2 separate regions of the Homo sapiens genome follow, and region 1 is linked to region 2. A link is a loop called in an ENCODE intact Hi-C map of the cell type or tissue named here. Cell type or tissue: endothelial cell of umbilical vein. All regions are shown on one strand. Each heading gives the region's core, and the rest is flanking DNA. Links, peaks and the distances in the headings are about the cores only. Region 1 overlaps TSC22D1 (TSC22 domain family member 1). Region 2 has its middle 46 kb from the start of MIR8079.

Region 1 (9,696 bases), core at 1,697-9,696, 230 kb after region 2:
ATAATGATGTCAGCATAACACAAAAATTGTATTGGTTCACAGGGTTTTTTCCTTCACAAGAGCACTCAGTACAGCTGGTGAATTACAGCCTTTATCAAGAATGGAAAGAGCTCTCAGCTCTGCTGTATAGCAGCAGGAAGAATCTTTTCATTTGTATTTAACAAGACCTAAAAGCAAGCACTTCCACCAGGAGCCCCTACCAGCTTTGTGCTCCTTTCAGCTTATGCCAGGTTACCCTGACTCTTGTACCCAACCTTACTGCAGCGCCCCTGGTTTGGAGCTCCACTTCCTTCTGTGTTATATCAGCACCTGCCACCTCTGCTCTAATTAAAATGTTGGTAGCATTTCACTCTTCTTTGTGTATTTTTTAATACCTACCATTAGAGCTTGCTGTTTTACTAAACTGGTACCAACTTTTTGTTTTCTCACTGCTCTGGTTACAATGCTGCACAAGTTTTGAGTGGTTGACCCCCACCGTGTTTTCTTCATAGGCTGTCTTATTTTTAACACATAATGCTGCAGAATGAGGTATTTAGGAACATATATATCGTGGCATAGAAGAAATGTCTGAAGGAAACTTTCACGGTACTAGGACAGTATGTAACACAGGACCTTGACCTAATATGGAAATAGCATGTGTGAAGGTTTAAAGCACAGAGACAGGAATACAAGGAGAGCCTCCCAGGAAAAAAAAATGCAGGCTTAAACTTTGTCTTTACCCCCGAAGACTTTGCCAGGCTAAGAAAGCTATATTCACGTCATATGGCTGAAGCATTCCTTTTTCTAATAGGACTCTGTGGGGGGACACGAGCATGACAATGATGAGACTAATTCAGTGGTTCTCAACCTTGGATGAACTTCAGAATCATGTAGGAAGCTTTTAAAAAATACAGATGTTCAGGCTCATGCCTCAGAGATTCAGACTGTACTCATCTTGTGTGAGTCAGCTGCCACAGGTGATTTCAATGTGAAGCCAGGGCTACAAACCACTAGACCAGAGGGGGCACTGGCAGCAATCAGAGCATTGGAGAATAGCTCTTAGGAAGAAATTTTCTAAACAACAACAAAGCCCACGACTGATATTACTTATGTATTAAAAAGTTGGCAATTTGGGCCAGGCACAGTGGCTCACGCCTGTAATCCTAGCACTTTAGGAGGCCGAGGCGAGTGGATCACCTGAGGTCAAAAGTTCAAGACCAGCCTGGCCAACGTGGTGAAACCCTGTCTCTACTAAAAATACAAAAATTAGCCAGGTGTGGTGGCAGGCACCTGTAACCCCAGCCACTTGGGAGCCTGAAGCAGGAGAATCGCTTGAACCCAGGAGGCAGAGGTTGCAGTGAGCTGAGATTGTGCCATTGCACTCCAGCCTGGGCAACAAGAGCGAAACTCTGCCTCAAGAAAAAACAAACAAACAAACAAACAAACAAAACTTTGCAATTTTTAATTAGCAAATAAGACTGTTTGTTCATTTTTCCCAACAAAATTTACAAGGATATTCCTAGGACACAAGCAGGGCTGGAAATAAGCAGAGCTGCAGTGTGAGGGCCAATCCCCCAGGAGCACTCATCTAGACTTCTCAAGAAGGCAGCACATAGGGCTGGCATCCAAGGGCTAGGATTTACGATCCTCAAGAAGCTAGGGAAGGGGTATAGGGAGAGGGTGGAAGCTTAGAACTAGTACCAGAGGGATTTGGGTAAACTATTCAGTGCGACTTAGCACATACAAATAATAGCACGTACCATTTTAAAACATGGCCATCTTTGGAATGTCAAAATAAAGGACAAAAATGTACAGAGTGGTTTAAATACCATCCTATTATATGGAGGTAGATAAGTGGGTGGCAACAAAAGTTTTCAAACTTGGTAATCAGAGTCACAGGAGGGGATATTTTAAAAATACAGATTCCTTGGCCGGGCATAGTGGCTCATGCCTGTAATCCCAGCCCTTTGGGAGGCCATGGCAGGCGAATCGCTTGAGCTCAGGAGTTTAAGACCAGCCTGGACAACATAGTGAAATCTTGTCTCTACTAAAAATACAAAAAATCAACCTGGTGTTGTGATGCATACCTGTAGCCCCAGCTACTTGGGAGGCTGAGATAGGAGAATCACCTGAGCCCAGGACGTCAAGGCTGCAATGAGCTGAGATCATACCACTGCACTCCAGCCTGGGTGACAGAATGAGACCGTGTCTCAAAAAGAAAAAAAAAAGAAAACAATATATAGATTCCTGAGCCCAATGTCAAACCTTATGAATTAGAATCTCCAGAGATATAAAATAATAAATTAGCAACAATAACTGCTATGGCCGGGCATGGTGGCTCAAGCCTGTAATCCCAGCACTTTGGGAGGCCGAGGTGGGCAGATCACTTGAGGTCAGGAGTTTGAGACCAGCCTGGCCAACAAAGCGAAACCCCATTTCTACTAAAAATACAAAAATTAGCCAGGCATGGTGGTGCACACCTGTAGTCCCAGCTACCCGGAGACTGAGGCAGGAGAATTGCTTGAACACGGGAGGTGGAGGTTGCAGTCAGCCAAGATCACGCCACTGTACTCCAGCCTGGGCAACAGAGCAAGACTCCTTCTCAAAATAAACAAAAAAACAAAAAAAAATAGCTGCTATGAAGAATGAAACTGGATCCCTCCCTGTCTCTCACCATATATAAAAATTAACTTGAGATAGATTAAGGACATGGATACCTGACGTGAAACCATAAATATTCTAGAAGAAAACCCAGGACACACTTTCTGGACACTAGCCTTAGCAAATAATTTATCACTAAGATCCCAAAAGCAAGTGTAACAAAAACAAAAATAAATAAATGGGACTTACTTAAACTAAAAGCTTCTGCACAGCAAAAGAAATAACAGAGTAAACAGACAAACTACAGAATGGGAGAAAATATTTGCAAACTATACACCTGACAGAGGAATAATCTCCATAATCTACAAGGAACTCAAACAAATCAGCAAGAAAAAAAAATAACTCCGTTAAAAAGTGAGCAAAGGATATGAATAGATATTTCTCAAAAGAAGATATACAAATGGCCAAGAAACATATGGAAAAAATGCTCAACATCACTAATCATCAGGGAAATGCAAATCAAAACCACCACAATGAGATACCACCTTGCCCCAGGGAGAATGGCCATTGTTTAAAGTCAAAAAACAATGGATGCTGGCACAGATACAGTGAAAAGGGAACATTTATACACTGTTGGTGGGAAATTGGTACAACCTCTGTAGAAAACAGTATGGAGATTTCTCAGAAAACTAAAAGAAGATCTATCATTCAATCCAGCAATCCCACTACTGGGTATTTACCAAAAGGAAAAGAGTCATTATATAAAAAAGACACTAGCACTCATATGTTATCACAGCATAATTCACAATTGCAAAAATATGGGATCAACCTATACACACACGCGCACACACACACACACACACAATGGAATAAAAAGAACAGCCATATAAGAACAAAATAATATCTTTTGCAGCAACTTGGACAGAACTGGAGGCCATCATTCAAAGCAAACTCAACTCAGGAATGGAAAACCAAATACCAAATGTTCTCACCTATAAACATGAGCTAAGCCATGGGTATGCAAAGGCATACAGAGTTGTATAACGGACACTGGAGACTCAGAAGTGGGGTAGGTAGAAAGGGGGTGAGGGATAGAAAATCACCTGTTGGGTACAATGTACACTATTCGGGTGATGGGTACACTAAAAGCCCAGACTTCACCACTGTACAATTCATCTATGTAACCAAAAACCACTTGTACCCCTAAAGCTATTGAATTTTTTTTTTAAAAAAGCTGCTACCATTTATTCAGCATTTACAATATGCTAGGCAATTTTCTAAGCACTTTGTATGTATCATCTTATTTCGTTCCTGTAACAACCCTAACAGTCACCTGGGACACAGAGAAGTAACTTGCCCATAGTAGATGGATCCAGGTTTCAAAACAGTCTGTGCTCCTAACCATGACATTCTGCATTATTTAAGATACCTTCCACCTGCAACAAACCAAGTAATTTTTTGAGGTAGCTGGTATTTAATCCAGCATTTGGGAACCGCTATACTATGGGAATGTTCAAGTCGCTTTAGCCATTTCACTCTTTGAAATCAGACACAAAATCAACAGTATCTCCTATTACTGGTCTTTATATCAAGAAATATTATCATCTTTATTATGAAGAATTTATAATATGCTAAATGCACAGAAATAGTTTTCCTGTAGAAGACTGGCTTATGTCTAAGTTTGCTGTTTCTAACAAAAATAGAAATTTTATATAACATAGTTTTTTCTTAACCTCACCTAGCAAGTTGCTATGTTTTATCAATTCTGCCCTAATAATATCTTAAAGGCTTTTAAATTCTTTCTGTATTCCTACTGACATCACACTAATTCAGATTTATATCATAAAACTTCCAGATTATTGATTGCCATATCATCTCAACTGGTCCATCTGGCTCCAATCTCTCTCCAGCTGGATCCAAGCAAATGCACCCTGCGCTTTCAGGCTAATTTTCTTAAAACATTTCCTGCCTGTCACCCATGCAATTACAAGTCTGTTAATGATTACAGGGTACCTACAGGGTAAGCCCCCAATCTTTATAACCAGGCATTCAAGATCTATAAGTACCCACCGCCTACCCATCTCCGGCTTCCCTTTCCTAAATTCAACTACAGTACAGTTTTTAATCCAAAATTCCTTCATAAAGACAAATACATCTTAAGCCACATTTAAAATGAGAAAAGTATTTAAATTGTGGGCTAATTCTTTAAATCCGTTTTAATAAAATTCTAGCTATCTTGGAGTTAAATGTTCAAATCTCATACTACTTCAAATGAGCTGCTTTTACTAATAGCTCTTAAACTTTTGGCAGAATATGTAGGAGGATGTTCTTAACACAAATTAAGCTCTTGCATCTGATCTTTCTGGTAATCTTGAAGTTCAGAGTTAGTTTTAGATGTCCAATTACTCAAAAACTCTGCCCCAAAGCAACAGGGAGGGTGTAGACTGTGTTTTAAAGCACGAATCTTGTATAATTCACTGAGCCAGTTTGTCAGACTTGAATTGTATTATTTTTACTTGAAAACACATAGTACCATGCCAAGAGGAAAATGTACCCAATCCTAGAAGTACAAGCTAGTGAAATTTATCTATCTATTTAAGTCATGAAAGTTCCACTTACTCGTCTACTATGAAGTTTAAAAAAAAGTTCTACTACCAAGCAGAACTGAGAAGAGTCAATTGACGATGCCCTAATATCCATTTCAGGTGGAGCTAATTTATCAGTTATTTCCTGTGGCTTCTCTGGAGCTCTTATAAAAGTTCTCCATTACCCCTTGAGGACTGAATTTAAGATGAGGGGGGAAATATGATGATTTATGCAGCCATCATGCAAAATCCATATGAGTAAGAAAGTGACAGGTAGATAAACATTTTAGAGAGCCAGAGAAAGGATTGCTGCTGGAAACCATGCCCTCTCCTCTCCCCTTAAGGTAGGGCTCAACTGTTGCTTTCTTAGTGCTTATGTGATGTTAAACTGATTCATCTTTTAAAAGATTAGAAAAATATGCAAGTAATTAATGAAGGGAACAAATATGAAAGAAAACTTCCCCCTAGTCAAATCTTTTATAACAGGTTCGCAGAACAACTCCAGACCTGGAAGCCTGTGGAAAGGGAAACACAGTATCCACTAATGAGCAAACCAAGAAGTCCAAAGGATGAAGATTTTACCCACTGCTTGTTGTATCACCAATAAAGGCATAAACTGCCTTGAAACAGCTCTCCAATTACCAGAGCAGGTAATTGGATTCGAAAGGAAAATAGATTCGCGTCTGGCCACATCCTTTATAATTATTATTATCTCATTCATACAAATGATGTACAACTCAGAGTCTAAAATATTTTTATAGGAAAGATTCCTTAAAGTTGCTCCATGAGCAGTTAGATTTGTTTCTAATATTTCTCATAACTACAGAACTCATTCCTCATGGTCTGGTGCTACCTTTACGATACTGGTGTTTGAAGAAGAAATTTTAAGGCCTCATAGTTTATTTTCCTTCCCCCAAATACCCTGTGTCACAAAAGCCGCTGGGAGAAGGCAATGTCTGCCTTCATTTGCTATTTAATTTTGCAGGAAAGCAGCCATGTTGTACCACACCAGAGGCTGGCACTTCACATGATTCACTTCACCTCCAATAGGAAAAAAATGCAGATAAAGCAAAAAGCAAGTTGACGTCAGACCCAGCTTTTAAGAGTCACGGTCCAGAGTCTCTGCTGGGACCAGTCCTTATTCCCTCCACACTACTGTTACTGACCACTCCATCTTAATCACATCCAATAATACATTCAAATGGCTCACTGACAACAGATAAGTTATATTCTACTGCTTAAGAAATCAGGAAATGTGAAATATAGTTTAGTTTTCCATCAAAAAAGTTAAAATTTAAAAGTTCTGGCATATAAAGTGTGTAATAGCCAACTATCTGGAAAACTTAGATTTTAGATAACCAATGGTTTGCTGTTCATCAAAGCAAAAAGAATCTACAAAATACAATCCTGCCACCTTGTGGTACCTGTTCAAAAGTACTTCATACTTTACCATAAATTTTCTAATTTTAAAAAATGTGCTTATTTGAAAAAATATTAATCAAGATAAAGTTATTTTAAAATATTAAATACTCATGCTGACATTAGCTAAAATGCACTGAAATTTGTTTGAAATGAAATTATTTCTCAGGTCAAAACTAAATTATCTCTTCCAACATAAGATGTGGAAATGCAATTGTGTAGCACTTGGATCTCTTGATAAACTCTTACCATCACACTTTCCTTTCTGACAGTTAAATAGCCGGAATGTTAAATAAATAGAACTGCAAAACTTACTAGATAGCATTGCTTGATCAATTTTTAACTACAAGTAGAGATTAAGTATGGTAAATTTCTATATCTTTACTAAACTTATAATTTTTAGATTGTTCAGACTCTTCAATGAACCTAAATAGACTTAAGTTTCTTAACATCATATTGACGTATAAGAGAATAGTTCTAAAACAGTGAATTAAAATACAGAACCACTGGCAGTTTCAGAGCATCATCTACAATAATTACTTTTAGAAAATTGTTAAGTGATGACTAAGTCTCCTTTGACAAATAAAATATTGAAAGCTTATCCTGTGAAAATATAAACTACCAATTACAGGAGTCCTCCCTTATCTGTGGTTTCACTTTCCATAATTTTAGTTACCTATACTCCAAAAATATTAAGTGGAAAATTCCAGAAATAAGTCATAAATGTTAAATTATGTGCTGAAATCCTCCCTTTGTCCAGCAGATCCACATTGTATACACTACTTGCCCATTAGTCACCCAGTAACTGTCTCAGTTATCAGATCCACTGTCAGCGTGTCAAAGTGATTGGAGGATTCAAGTAACCCTTATTTTACTTCATAGCCCCAAAGTGCAAGAGTAGTAATGCTGGCATATTGTTATAATTGTTCTATTACTGTTGTTGTTAATCTCTTACTGTGCCTAATTTATAAATTAAGCTTTATCAGAGGTATGTATGTATAGGGAAAAAACATACTGAATATTGGTTTTGATCCTATCCTCAGTTGCAGGCATCCATGGGGAGTCTTAGAATGTGACCCCTGGAATAAAGAGGGGTCACAAATGCAAAGATAAACTGTGGCATTTTTCTGTTATACAGCATCCTTTGAATTCTTCTATTTAACAAATACTGGTCATCTCTTTTGTCTCACAACTTGAGAACTGTTCCTTTTTTTTCATATGAGACAGCATGTTTTACTTTGCACACTGGTATCAATCCTTCAGACACTCTCAACCATTGACATATCTGATTTCTGTCTCCCCTCTCACCCACTCACTCACTCAACAAACATATGAGGACCTGCTATGTGTACCAGGTCCCTAAAACGGAAACATGAAAAAGCATAGTCCTCGCCTGTAACCCCAATATTGTGGGAGGCTGAGGTGGGCAGATCACTTGAGTCCGGGAATTTGAGACCACCCTGGACAAAATGGTGAAACCCTGGCTATACAATTAACCGGTTGTGGTGGCATGTGCCTGTAGACCCAGCTACCCTGGAGGCTGAGGTGGGAGGACTGCCTTTGCCTGAGCCTGGGAGGTTGAGACTGCAGTGAGCCATGACCTAATCTTCAAGGAAAGGCAATTTTCTTTGTTTTGAGGTATATATTTTTGAACATTCCTTCTATCCCTCAAATTCTTCTCAAAATAAGCTCCACATCTAATTGTACAACTGCAGTAGTCCATTTTCATGCTGTGGATAAAGACCTGAGATTGGGCAATTTAAAAAAGAAAGAGATTTACTTGGACTTGCAGTTCCACGTGGCCAGGGAAGCCCAATTATGACGGAAGGCAAGGAAGAGCAAGTCACGTCTTACATAGATGGCAGTAGGCAAAGAGAGAGAGCTTGTGCAGGGGAATTCCTCTTTTTAAAACGGAATTGCAGACCCAATGTACATCTTTTATTCAAACTGATTAATGCATTTTTAGATTTAAAATATTAAATTTATTAAATAATATTAAATCTACCAATCACTCAAGTATTTTACATTCATTTAAAACTATACAACTGGAGGCCAGGCACAACGGCACAGGCCTGTAATCCCAGCACGTTGGGAGGCCAACGCAGGTGGATCACTTGAGGTCAGGAGTTTGAGACCAGCCTGAGCAACATGGTGAAAACCCATCTCTACAAAAAATACAAAAATTAGCTGGGCATGGTGGCACACACCTGTAGTCCCAGCTACTTGGAAGGCTGAGGCAGGAGGATCTCTTGAGCCCAGGAGGTCGAGGTTGCAGTGAACCAAGATCATGCCACTGGACTCCAGCCTGGGCGACAGAGCAAGACCCCTGACTCTAAAAATAAAAAATAAATAAATAAATAAAAATAAAACTGTACAATTGGATGAGTACTTTTGTCAGCATGCAAATCAGTTTAAGTTATACAAACAGTAGAAGCAGTATATATGTGTGTGTGTGTGTGTGTGTATATATTTAGCATAGATGTATATATTTTTAAATTAAGCTAGTCAGGCCAGCTTTATTAAGCATTCACAAAAATCCACATTTCAAAAGAACCATGCAACTGATGGTTTACATATAATTTGAGGACCTCTATTCCTAAGACAAACTAAAGTACAGCTAACATCATCTTTAATTATAGACTAATTAAGCTAATGTTTTCTGATAGAAAGGCTCAATATAATACTCAATCTTTTACAATTTTAAGCCAATTTGTAATGGCTTCAACTGAGGAGTCCAACAAATTAAAAAGCTGTTATGCAACTAAATGTTTAAAGATCTTAAGCTAAAAAAGGACTATACAATTCATCTCAGTTAACCAGTAAAAAATTTCTATCATGATCTCCAAATAATCCTCCAAGTGATTTTTAAAATAGCTTTAAAATTTTTCCAGCTGGGAAAAACAAAGCAAAGAACTAAAATGGCTGAACTGAACCTTATTTCACCCTCCAAGCTGAGTATTTAGAAACCAACTGCTTTTCAAGGTACTAGGCAGGACTTAGGACAACTGAGAGACAATTCCTTCCACAATTATTTGAATTACAGTGAGGTACTCACAGCAGGATTATCACTAGACTATAGGAAAAGCTTCACGCTACAGACTATGGTGGCTTT
Region 2 (10,118 bases), core at 1,183-9,182:
ACAGGCTGTCCTGCCCAGGCTCAGAATCAAGAGTCACACTCCTTGGGATGATGACAGAGACAATGTGGGAACTACAGGGCTATGGCCTATGACGTCCAGGAAGGAAAACCAAGTGGTGTGTGGTGATTAGTCATTTCACAATGAGGGGATGGCTTCCTGGGGTGTTTTCAAGCTTTTGGGTGGCGGCACAGTCTGCAAGAGGGGGAAAGGCTCTGAGAACAAGATATGACTAAAGAATAGTTTCTCATTTACCATTTTTAAAAATAAAACAATGCACAGCCAATCACGTGTGAGCTGAAGGGTAGAGTCAAATGTTTAGGTATTTTCTGACCTTTCAGATCCATTCAGACTTTCTAAAAGCCACAGACATAAACACCATATCCAAATCTGGAAGCTTAAAAAGTTTGGACAAAATAGTATACATTTTGTTCAACACTTTATTGCAAAGGAAAAAAAAGGAAAGAAGTATACAAAGTTTTTCTTCACAAAACAAACACGAAAAACTAACTCTGCCAGGAAAAAATGTGAAACCCATAGACAGATCATGCTAAGGGTCTAAGGGGACAGCTTGCCTCCCCTACGGCATTACTGAAAAGCAGATGTGATGGGCAGCGTCACAGAGGCCTGTAATCCAGTTAGGTGCAGCAGCCACAGGCAGCCTACACTCTTCCTAAAAGCCTCCCTCTCAGGGAAACCCAGGGCCTCTTGGACTGTTCCAGGCTTTAAGTGCATATCAGAAAAACATTTGCCATATGTTTTAACTTAATTTCTAAGTCAGCGTGGGCCCATTCATTCTCATTCCTTCCATAACAGCCTTCCTGAGTAATTGCCTATTGACTTTGCTGCTTGCTGGTCATACCTGGGTGTGCATCTGTCTTACACCAGACACACCTAACTCTCAGCCTCTGTAGTCACAAATAAGGGTTCTATTTGTTGATTTAGAATGGCAAGTTGAAACTAGCACAGTCTTACACGTAGAAGATACTCAATCAGTATTTTGTTGATGGAGTCACATCTCTATCTCTCTCCTTATTCTTCTAGCTTACTTCCCCCACCCCTACTTTTATTTCTTTCTTCCCCCTCTTTTGTCAAAAGGTTGGGCTTACCAGCAAATCCACTGAATACTTGCTAACCCTCTGATTTACACCACACAAGTAGCACCAGTTTCACAAGACAGAAAAAAACTCACCTTGGGGCCCCAAGGTTGGCCTGGATCTTTGAAAGTGTAGGGTCATGATTTATTTTAGGCAAGTGGAGATCTAAAAAGGAGCAAAGATAACAGGACCCTGCAATTCACCAACTGGATCCTGTATATAAGAACCTTTGTGATTTCTCACCTTGCTAATTTCCTGCCCTCTCTTTCTGCAGGTTCTTCCCCAAACCATCATGGACCAGTTGGACTCTGAGAAGAAAAGTTTCTGATCTTTAGTTCATTCTTCCAACTCTCTAGAAAGCAGGAAAACTGAGAATGAAAAATTCTAAATTACTCAGGACTCATGGGTTGCCAATAGAAGAAATACATCTTAAACTAGCTTAAGCCTGAAAGGGAAATGTATTTGTTCATGTAACTGAACCATAACGAAGGATGGTGGACTGAGGGACCTGAAAACACCCTCAGGACTCCCTCCCTCTCCTTTGTGCTCCTGTCTGATGCCGTCTTCCCAGACCTGCTCACTCTCCATAAGGTGGGGATGTGGCCATCAGCAACGTGTACTTCCCCGAAGCTTGTGACCTGAGTAGATAGGCATCTCCCAACCCACAAGGATTGAAAAGTTCCTCTAGGAATTATGTGGATTGGCCCATTCACTATGACATGTTCCCCCTAAGCAGCTAAAGGAACTGGGTCTGTTACCAGAAGAGGTGGGAGAGGGGTGCTAGGCAGATTGAACAACAGCCACTACAACATCTGAGGAGGAGACCTCCGTGAAGGCCACCAAGTCTGCTAGCAGATATTTCCTCCCTCGGATCTCTCTCCCTGTCCTCACAGTCTCATAAGTGAGGATTAAATACTACATGTGGCCTAGGAGATCTTAGACCCTCCACACGAAGATATAGTAACAATCAACATCCTAGTGTTCTGGCAGAGAAAAAATCAGAAAGAATCGTTTGCCTGATTTTTCCATCAATACCAATAATTAATTAGAGATGAAATTTGTGATGGACTCAGAGAATTAGAGAAGATCTAAGGGAATCTAGATGATTTCCTACCCCTAACCAGAGCCTCACAAAAAAGGGTGAAGATCTATGGCCGTCTTGCGTTTGGTGTGAGGCTGGACAAGGAAGTTCCTAAGGTCCTTTAGACTCTGTGAGATCATGAGTCCGTAAAACCCTTCCAACTTGAAATTAGTTGATTCCTTCCTTAAATTTTCTGGGACATTCCCCCACTCCCTCCACTCTTATTAGCTGATTTTACTGACCAATAGGCCTTGAAGTTGGGCGTTCCATCTAGATGTCTCACATCAACTCACCTTTTGCAAATTAAGCCCATACCCTTAAAGAGGGGAATTCTCAAGCCATTAGAAACTAGAGAGTCAGCTGGGCATGGTGGCTCACGCCTGTAATCCCAGAACTTTGGGAGGCCAAGGTGGGTGGATCACTTGAGGTCAGGAGTTCGAGTCCAGCCTGACCAACATGGCGAAACCCCGTCTCTACTAAAAATACAAAAATTAGCCAGGGGTGATGGCATGCACCTGTAATCCCAGCTACTCAGGAGGCTGAGGCAGGAGAATTGCTTGAACCTGGGAGGCGGAGGTTGCAGTGAGCCAAGTTTGCACCACAGCACTCCAGCCTGGGCAACAGAGTGAGACTCAGTTTCAAAAAACAAAAGAACAAACAAACAAAAACTAGAGGGTCTCCTCTTAGTTCTTAAACCCTCTTAGTCAACATTTGTGAGCCTCTTTTCTGTATGTTTTGGCATCTTTATTCCTTTCCTTCGTGTCTTGACCAAATTCACCAGATCATGACTCAGAACAAAATCCTGAGGTTGAATATAGAGGTCTAGAACATCTTCAAATTAACTGTTTCTCCTCATAGAGAATTAAAGAAATTGAGAAAGCAAGAGAGAGTGTGTGGAGTTTTTGTCCTCATTTTCCTCTTTCCTGTAGTAGGTAGAATAATGGCTGCCCAGAGATACTCACATCCTAATCCCTGGAACCCATGAATATGTAATGTTGTATGGCCAAAGGGGAATTGAGATTGCTATTACAATGACTTAAAATGGGAGATTATCCTGGATTATCCAGATGGGCCCAATGTAATCACAAGGGTCTTTAAAAATAGAAGGAGGAGGCAGAAGATTAGGTCAGTCCATGAGACAATGTGAGAAAAGCTCAGCCTGACATTGCTGGCCTGGGAGATGGAAGAAGGAGCCACAAGGGGTACCAGCAGCCTGTAGAAAGTAGAGAAGGTAGAAACACAGATTCTTCCCTGGGGCCCCCAGAAAGGAACACAGCACTGTCAACACTTTGAATTCAGCCTGGTAAGACCCATGTTAGACTTCTGACCTACAGACTGCAAGATAATAAATCTGTCTTGTGTAAGCCACTAAATCTATGGTTATCTGTCACAAGCACAATAGGAAATTAATACACTTTCTATTTGTTTTACGTGTGTCCTGAAATGTTAGGTTCCTTAGGATTCCAACTGCTGAACTATATGGAGACAGGATAGTTTAGTTAAAAGAAAAATCTTAGACAAATTAAATTTAACAGAGTTTACTTGAGCAAAGAATAATTCATGACTTGGTAGCCCCAGAACCAGAATAGGTTCAGAGGGACTCTGTTGCTGCCACGGTGACAAAGAAGATTTATGGACAGAAAAAGGAAAGTGATGCACAGAAAACAGAATTGAGGTACAGAAACAGCCAGATTGATCACAGCTCAGTGTTTACCTTATTGAACACCATTTAAACAGTTGGACGGCCTTGACTGGCCAAAACTTGATGATTGGCACAACAGCAAGTTACAGTCTGTTCACACATCCATTAGGTTACAGCTCACTATGTATGAAGAAACCTTTAGGATGAACTTAAAATATATAAGGAGGGAGCTTTAGGCTAAACTTAACAGTGGACAAGATTTGACTCTGCTACTACGTCACCTTGTGGTTTTGGGTAAATCAGTTTCTCTGGTTCTCAGTTTCCATATCTGCAAAACAAGGTCGTTTTATTAAATGATCCCCAAAGCCTCTCCCCCTTTAAGTTTAGACATTCAGTATACTCTCCGTCTTCTTAATGGTGTCAAATGCTCTGGAAGCCCCAGCAAACACCTGAGCTGCCCCTGTCATCATCCACAGCAGAGCACGGACAGGGAAAGAATGTCCACAGGTTCCAGCTCTCTCAGGACTTGTCCACGGCGAGTGAGGCCACAGGAGGTCAGGGCAGGCACAGCAGCTGCCAGTTCTCTCCACTCAGGAAGAACATACCCAGTGCTAAGGAAGAAACACTGTGGGGACAGAGGTGCTAGAGAATTCTAAAACCCAAGCGGCCATGGAAATCCTCCTAAAGGCAAGGAGACTTGTGTTAGCTTCACAGGAGAGATGGGCTCCGAATAAGGATAGTCTATCCAGAAGTTGGGGTGACAAGAAAGACACCAGGTGGGTTATCATGGTGAATGGGCTAGGCTGGAAGAAAAGGTTTTGTGTGGGCAAAAGGTCAGAAAGATCTGTTAAAAGCAGATGATGAGGCCTTAAAAGGTTCCAGGACAAGGACAGGAAGGCTGAGTGAATGCCTTGATGAGGCCCTACTACACTTTGTGCCATGTTGTATGCCCGGGAGTAAGCAGCAGGCACATAATCGGTGCTCAAGACAATAGGTGCTCAGTATTTGTTGGATGAATAAATAAATAGGCATCAACATATTTTTAGCAGGACATTGCCATTATCCAAGATGAATTTAAGGAAGATAAGTGGGACCTCCATAGGCAGAGTGGACTGAAGGAGGCAGAGATGGAACATCTGTATACTAGTCAAGAGGCTGCTAAACTGATTCAGACATAAGGGTCAAGCTGGGATGTTGGGCAGTGCAAACTGAAGGGAAGAAACATATGTGTCGTGAAGACTTTCCCTAAACCATTCCATCTGGGAGGATGTCATTTCCATTCATGCAAATCTCCAAGGAAGGAGACCCACCACCTCATGAATAAGAATAATGCAATAACCCAGACAGGCCAGCACACTGGAGCAAAATCCTCGGGCAGCCATGGAAGCAAGAATCCAACCCACACCATATTTTCAGTAGAAATGACCACTAATTTATGCACAGTTTTTCTGCCTATAATCAAAGCTAATTCTTAGTTCACTCTTGCCTCCTCTAGACTCAACAACTCAAATTCTCCTAACTGCTTTCAGAGATCCATTCACTGAGTCTTCTCATTATTTCCGTTTTTCTTCCCTGATCCCGCTCCAAGTCCCCTCTGCCTTATGTCATTTAGCTGAATCGGAAGACCAGGTTTGCTCCAGTCACACTCATCTGACAGGCCTGCTCTTTTCCTCTAAGTAGCTGGCAGGAGCATAGCTCTGTTCCAGGAGGGGGACCTGTCCTCATGGGAACATGGCAGTTATGGTCCAAGTCCAGCTGGCCAAGAACTCAGACTGTCCTCTCCTGAAGGTTCCCCCACAGAAATCAATAAGAGCCCACCTCCAGACAGTGGCTGGCCTCAGATCTCAGAGGAACTCACCATCCTCTTCCTCTCCATCATCCTCTCTAAGCTTCCCTGTCTTTGCCTCAGCCAAAGTCCAACCCATCAGGGACAGAAGAGTAATTGATGAAGGCCTTAAGGGATATCAAAGCGCTATTGAGCAAAACCACAACTCAACAGCCGTGCAGGTGCTTCCTGCGGCAGGGAGGGAAAGAAGTGTCTTTAGAAAGCCCTAAATAACTCTAGGCAGGGATGTCAGCTTGACAAATGACTGGTGAGAAATAGCCCTGTTGTTCTCTGGTGTGTGATTCATCCAAGGCTGTGCTGGGGTGGGGGGACAAGGCCCAGCCGTGAGTCCCACCGTTGGTCACTTGGGGCCGCTCTTCAGCTTGGCTCCAAGATGGATAAGAAGGCACTTTTGTTGGTGCTCTTGGCCTCTGTCACTTTGACCTTGTTTTCCAGTGGTTTTATTTAGCGGATTTGTGCTGATTTGGTTTGAGCCGCATTCAGAGGAGGATAGCAACTGTGGGGAGACTCTTTCTAAGCATCCGAAGGCCTCTCTCCCTTTGATGTTAGCTCCCAGTGCTTCTTGCCATCATAACATCAAAGACCAGGGGCTGCTCAGGGCAGAGGCCCATTTCATCTCCCTGTTCCCAGCTCCTCAAAGAGCTGGCTTATTGAAATGCTTGTCACGTGTTGAATGGATAAGTGAAAATATCCCGAGACCAAGGGATATGACATGACAGCTAGTTTCTAGACTTAGCGCTGGGACCTTGACAAGGTGCACAGAGTCTCTGGGCCTCTGTATCCCCATCTGTAAAATAAGAAGGCAAGCTCTTGGGTCCCCTCAAACTCAGACCATGAGGTTCAGAGAGGCCTGCAGAGGCTGATTGGGGCCTACACCCAACTCGCAAGGAGGGGAACAAAGGTAAGGAGAACATGAGGGATCAGCAGTTGTTTTGAATGCCCAGCAGCAGGAGTAAACACCAGCACGTTGAACACTTGCGTGAAAGGTCTATGATGTTTTCAGTTAGGAGGTCGGCCTGGAGGCCCCCTGAAGTAACACTAGATGAATGTATTGTGAACAGCCAGTGGGCTGGTGTGGGCCACATGAGACACAAACAGCACCACTAGCCTCCCTGAGTTTACTGGGTCCTCTTCACCAAGGTGTCCCAGCCACCAGCTGGACATTAAGTCTTTGGTTTATGGTGTGTTTTTTGTTGTTGTTGTTGTTGTTTTCCATGAAACAGCACAGCAAATCCATCGTTAGAGGCCGGCCATCCCACCAGCAGGGATGATTTTGTGAGTGAGTCATGCTGAGGAGGCGCTGTGTGAGGTGGGGCTGCGGTTTATAATGAAGTCCTGCCTGGGACTGTACTGAGGAGACAGCCCAGTGTGTCCCAGCACAGAGCCCATTTCTCAAAGCGGTCATCGTCTGATTCATTTTCTCATGCTGGGGGATGTGCTCTGGGTTTTAATGCCTTTAGTTTCCATCAATGGTAGCTTTGTTAGTGTTAACTGAAAGGAAGACAAATTTGTTTGAAATCAAGGTCTTGTGGATGCCTCAGTGTGTACCCTTCTCTGTGCAGAAAATGGCTGTAATCTTGAGATTGAAGAGTTGAATGAAGTTGTCTTCTTTATGGAAAGGCATTTCAGCAACTGTAATTAATGGTCACAAAAGTCATCAAAAGTTTTAACAATCCCAACAATCCCAGTTTCCCCTTTGCGAATCATTTTAGGTTTTTATATAAAGATCGCTGATGCCCCTATTAAGGCTCTTACTGCTGTAAAAGTCAGGTAGGTGAGACTCCAGCTTGGCCTTCATTTGTCCTTTTGTTTACGTAAAGCATCCAGTTACTCTTACACCTTGACATGGCTTAAGCAGGTCTGACGGGAAACAGCCTTGTTTCAGCTGATAATCTCCATGGAATGGACAGACTTCCCACTGCAGAATTGAGGCAGATAAAAGGAAAAAGAAGTGCTCTCACAGCAAGACAGCAATACCTTCATATACCTGCACACACACACACACACACACACACACACACACACACACACACGCCATTTGGGTGCAGAGTAAATACCTATTTGACATATCTTTTCTGAAATACAGATTTTGAAACCACACAAACCTGGTTTTGATCCCTCTCTACCACTTGTTAGCATGTGAGCCTGGATAAGTTGATTAACCTTTCTGACCTTTGGTTTACTTGTTTATAAAATGAGGAAAATTAAAGTACCAAACCACAGTATTGTTGAAACATCAAAGGAAATAATATACATAAAGCATTTAGCACAGTGCCTGGAATATTCCAAGTTGTCCAATAAATGATTGATAATCATAACAATAACAATAATAGAATTTTCCTCTTTCCTGACAGAGAGACCTCTCAGCTCCTTGGCGCTCTATAGGAAGTCAGGGTTGATTCTGTTTGTGGTTTACCATTTAGGATTCACTATGAGGCAGAAGTACAATGTAAGTTACAAGCTATTATTATTACAAATAAGAATTCCTGGAGCAGAGACAATATGCAGTGGTCTGAGTTTGAAGGGACCTGCGATTTTACTTTCTCATCTCAAAAACAAGGATATGGAGGCCCAGAAACCCTGAGTGCTGACCAAGTTTCCAGCTACTTATTCTTAGAGTTAAGACCAGAAACTAGTTATCATGAGTCTTGGTCTTGGGATGTTTTCACTTATCCATTCTACATTTGGCAAGCCTTTAAGTAAGCCAGTTATTTCAGAAGTTGGGCATAAGAAAAGGTGCCCATGGACCGGGTGCGGTGGCTCACGCCTGTAATCCCAGCACTTTGGGAGGCCAAGGCAGCAGATCACTTAAAGTCGGGAGTTTGAGACCAGCCTGGCCAACATGGTGAAACCCCATCTCTACTAAACACACAAAAATTAGCTAGATGTGGTAGTGGGCACGTGTAATTCTAGCTACTTGGGAGGCTGAGGCAGGAGAATCGCTTGAACCCAGGAGACAGAGGTTGTGGTGAGCCGAGATCGTGCCACGGCACTCCATCCAGGCAACAGAGGGAGACTCCGCCTCAAAAAAAAAAAAAAGAAAGAAAGAAAGAAAAGAAAAGGAGCCCATGGTCTTTGCTGCTATGATGGCAAGAAGTGCTGGGAGCTAACATCAAAGGGGGAGAGGTGTTTGGATGCTTAGAGAGCCAGCCTCCGCACGTTTCTCATCCTCCATTGAATGCAGCTCATACCTAAGCAGCACAAATCCAAGAGAAGCAAAGCAGCCTGCAGTGTGGACAGAAGGACTGAACCAAAAAGTCCACACTGAGAGCTCAGCTTCCGGCTTTCTTCCTTGCTGAGACCCTCCCCTGCCCCAAATGAAATACAGTTTTTGCCCCATTAGGCAAAACGTCTTAATTAGCAAGGGACCGATCGTTTCATAATCTTTAAAAAGAACCCACAGTTCTCAAACACCCCCTCACATGGATGCACGTGAGGTATAAGACAGCAACCCAATGTCTGTTACTATGGAACTCAATGGTGTAAAATTAACTCACTAAAGCACACACCCACTGCAAAAAAAAAAAAAAAAAAACAACAAAAAACAGCCTTTGCCAGCTAGGTGCTTCAGAAGGTGATATAGTTTAGATGTGTGTCTCCCTCCAAGTTTCATACTGAAATGTAATTCCAAATGTTGGAGGTGGGGCCTAGTAGGAGGTGTTCGGGTCATGGGGGCAGATCCATCATGAATGGCTTGGTGCCATCCCCTTGGTGATAAGTGAGTTCTCTATTAGTTCATGTCAGAGTTGGTTGTTTAAAGTGCTTGACATCTCCTCCTCTTCTCTCTTGCTCCCTCCTTCGCCATGTGACATGCCCGCTCCCCCTTCACCTTCTGCCATGAGTAAAAGCTCCCTGAGACCTCACCAGAAGCCAAGCAGATTGGGGTGCCATGCTTGTACAGCCTGCAGAACCATAAGCCAAATAAGCCTCTTTTCTTTATAAATTGCCCAGTCTCAGGTATTTCTTTATAGTAATGCAAAAGGGACTGATAGAGAAGGCATTGATGTCACGCTACATATAAAATTTGCATTCTGAGAGTCGCCTCCCACTCAAACGTAAGCTCCATGTGTTCAGGGATTTGCCATAGGTCTGTTCACTGCTGCACAGCCAGTGCCTAGAACAGCACCTAGACAGAGCAGCCAATAAATATTTATTGAACCAATAAATGAATCATACATGAACCAAGTATGAACAGTGGAGGCTGTGAACTGTCTCATGTGTGAGTTATTTACCATCTCTTTGCTGAGTTTCCTCATCCTGAAAAGGCTATATTAATAGGATTGTCGTAAGAATTGTTGGTTTGTGTAAATGTCTTTAAAGCAGTGCTAGTTAATGTTACCTATTTTGGGCTCCATAGAGATTGTGCTTTTTCTATGTCCTCACAGAGGATTGGCAGATAGATATTCAGCGATGTAACATATATACCTGAAAATTATTTCACTCAAATAATCATGT

What was found. Peaks named below come from ENCODE experiments on the same cell type or tissue, not always from the same donor. Only the 100,000 strongest peaks of a DNase experiment are listed, where the experiment ranks them.
Region 1: it touches region 2 in a loop (10-fold over the local background); 2 of 110 quality-filtered maps call a loop at or near these places.

Annotation. Positions count from the first base shown.
Region 1 is chr13:44,464,579-44,474,274 of GRCh38, forward strand. The region is part of intron 1 of TSC22D1 (TSC22 domain family member 1); the gene reads right to left. LOC124903167 (a long non-coding RNA gene) reads left to right here. Exons shown (of 4, transcript XR_007063778.1): 4 at 43-113. Among named protein-coding and RNA genes, the nearest start is that of TUSC8, 63 kb to the left of the region's middle. In endothelial cell of umbilical vein, for the core only: a CTCF peak has its summit at 6,593 (motif pointing left); DNase peaks (open chromatin) are centred at 6,493 and 7,223; H3K27ac peaks cover 847 bases.
Region 2 is chr13:44,237,460-44,247,577 of GRCh38, forward strand. No RefSeq gene overlaps it. Among named protein-coding and RNA genes, the nearest start is that of MIR8079, 46 kb to the left of the region's middle. In endothelial cell of umbilical vein, for the core only: a CTCF peak has its summit at 6,001; a DNase peak (open chromatin) is centred at 5,942; H3K27ac peaks cover 1,008 bases.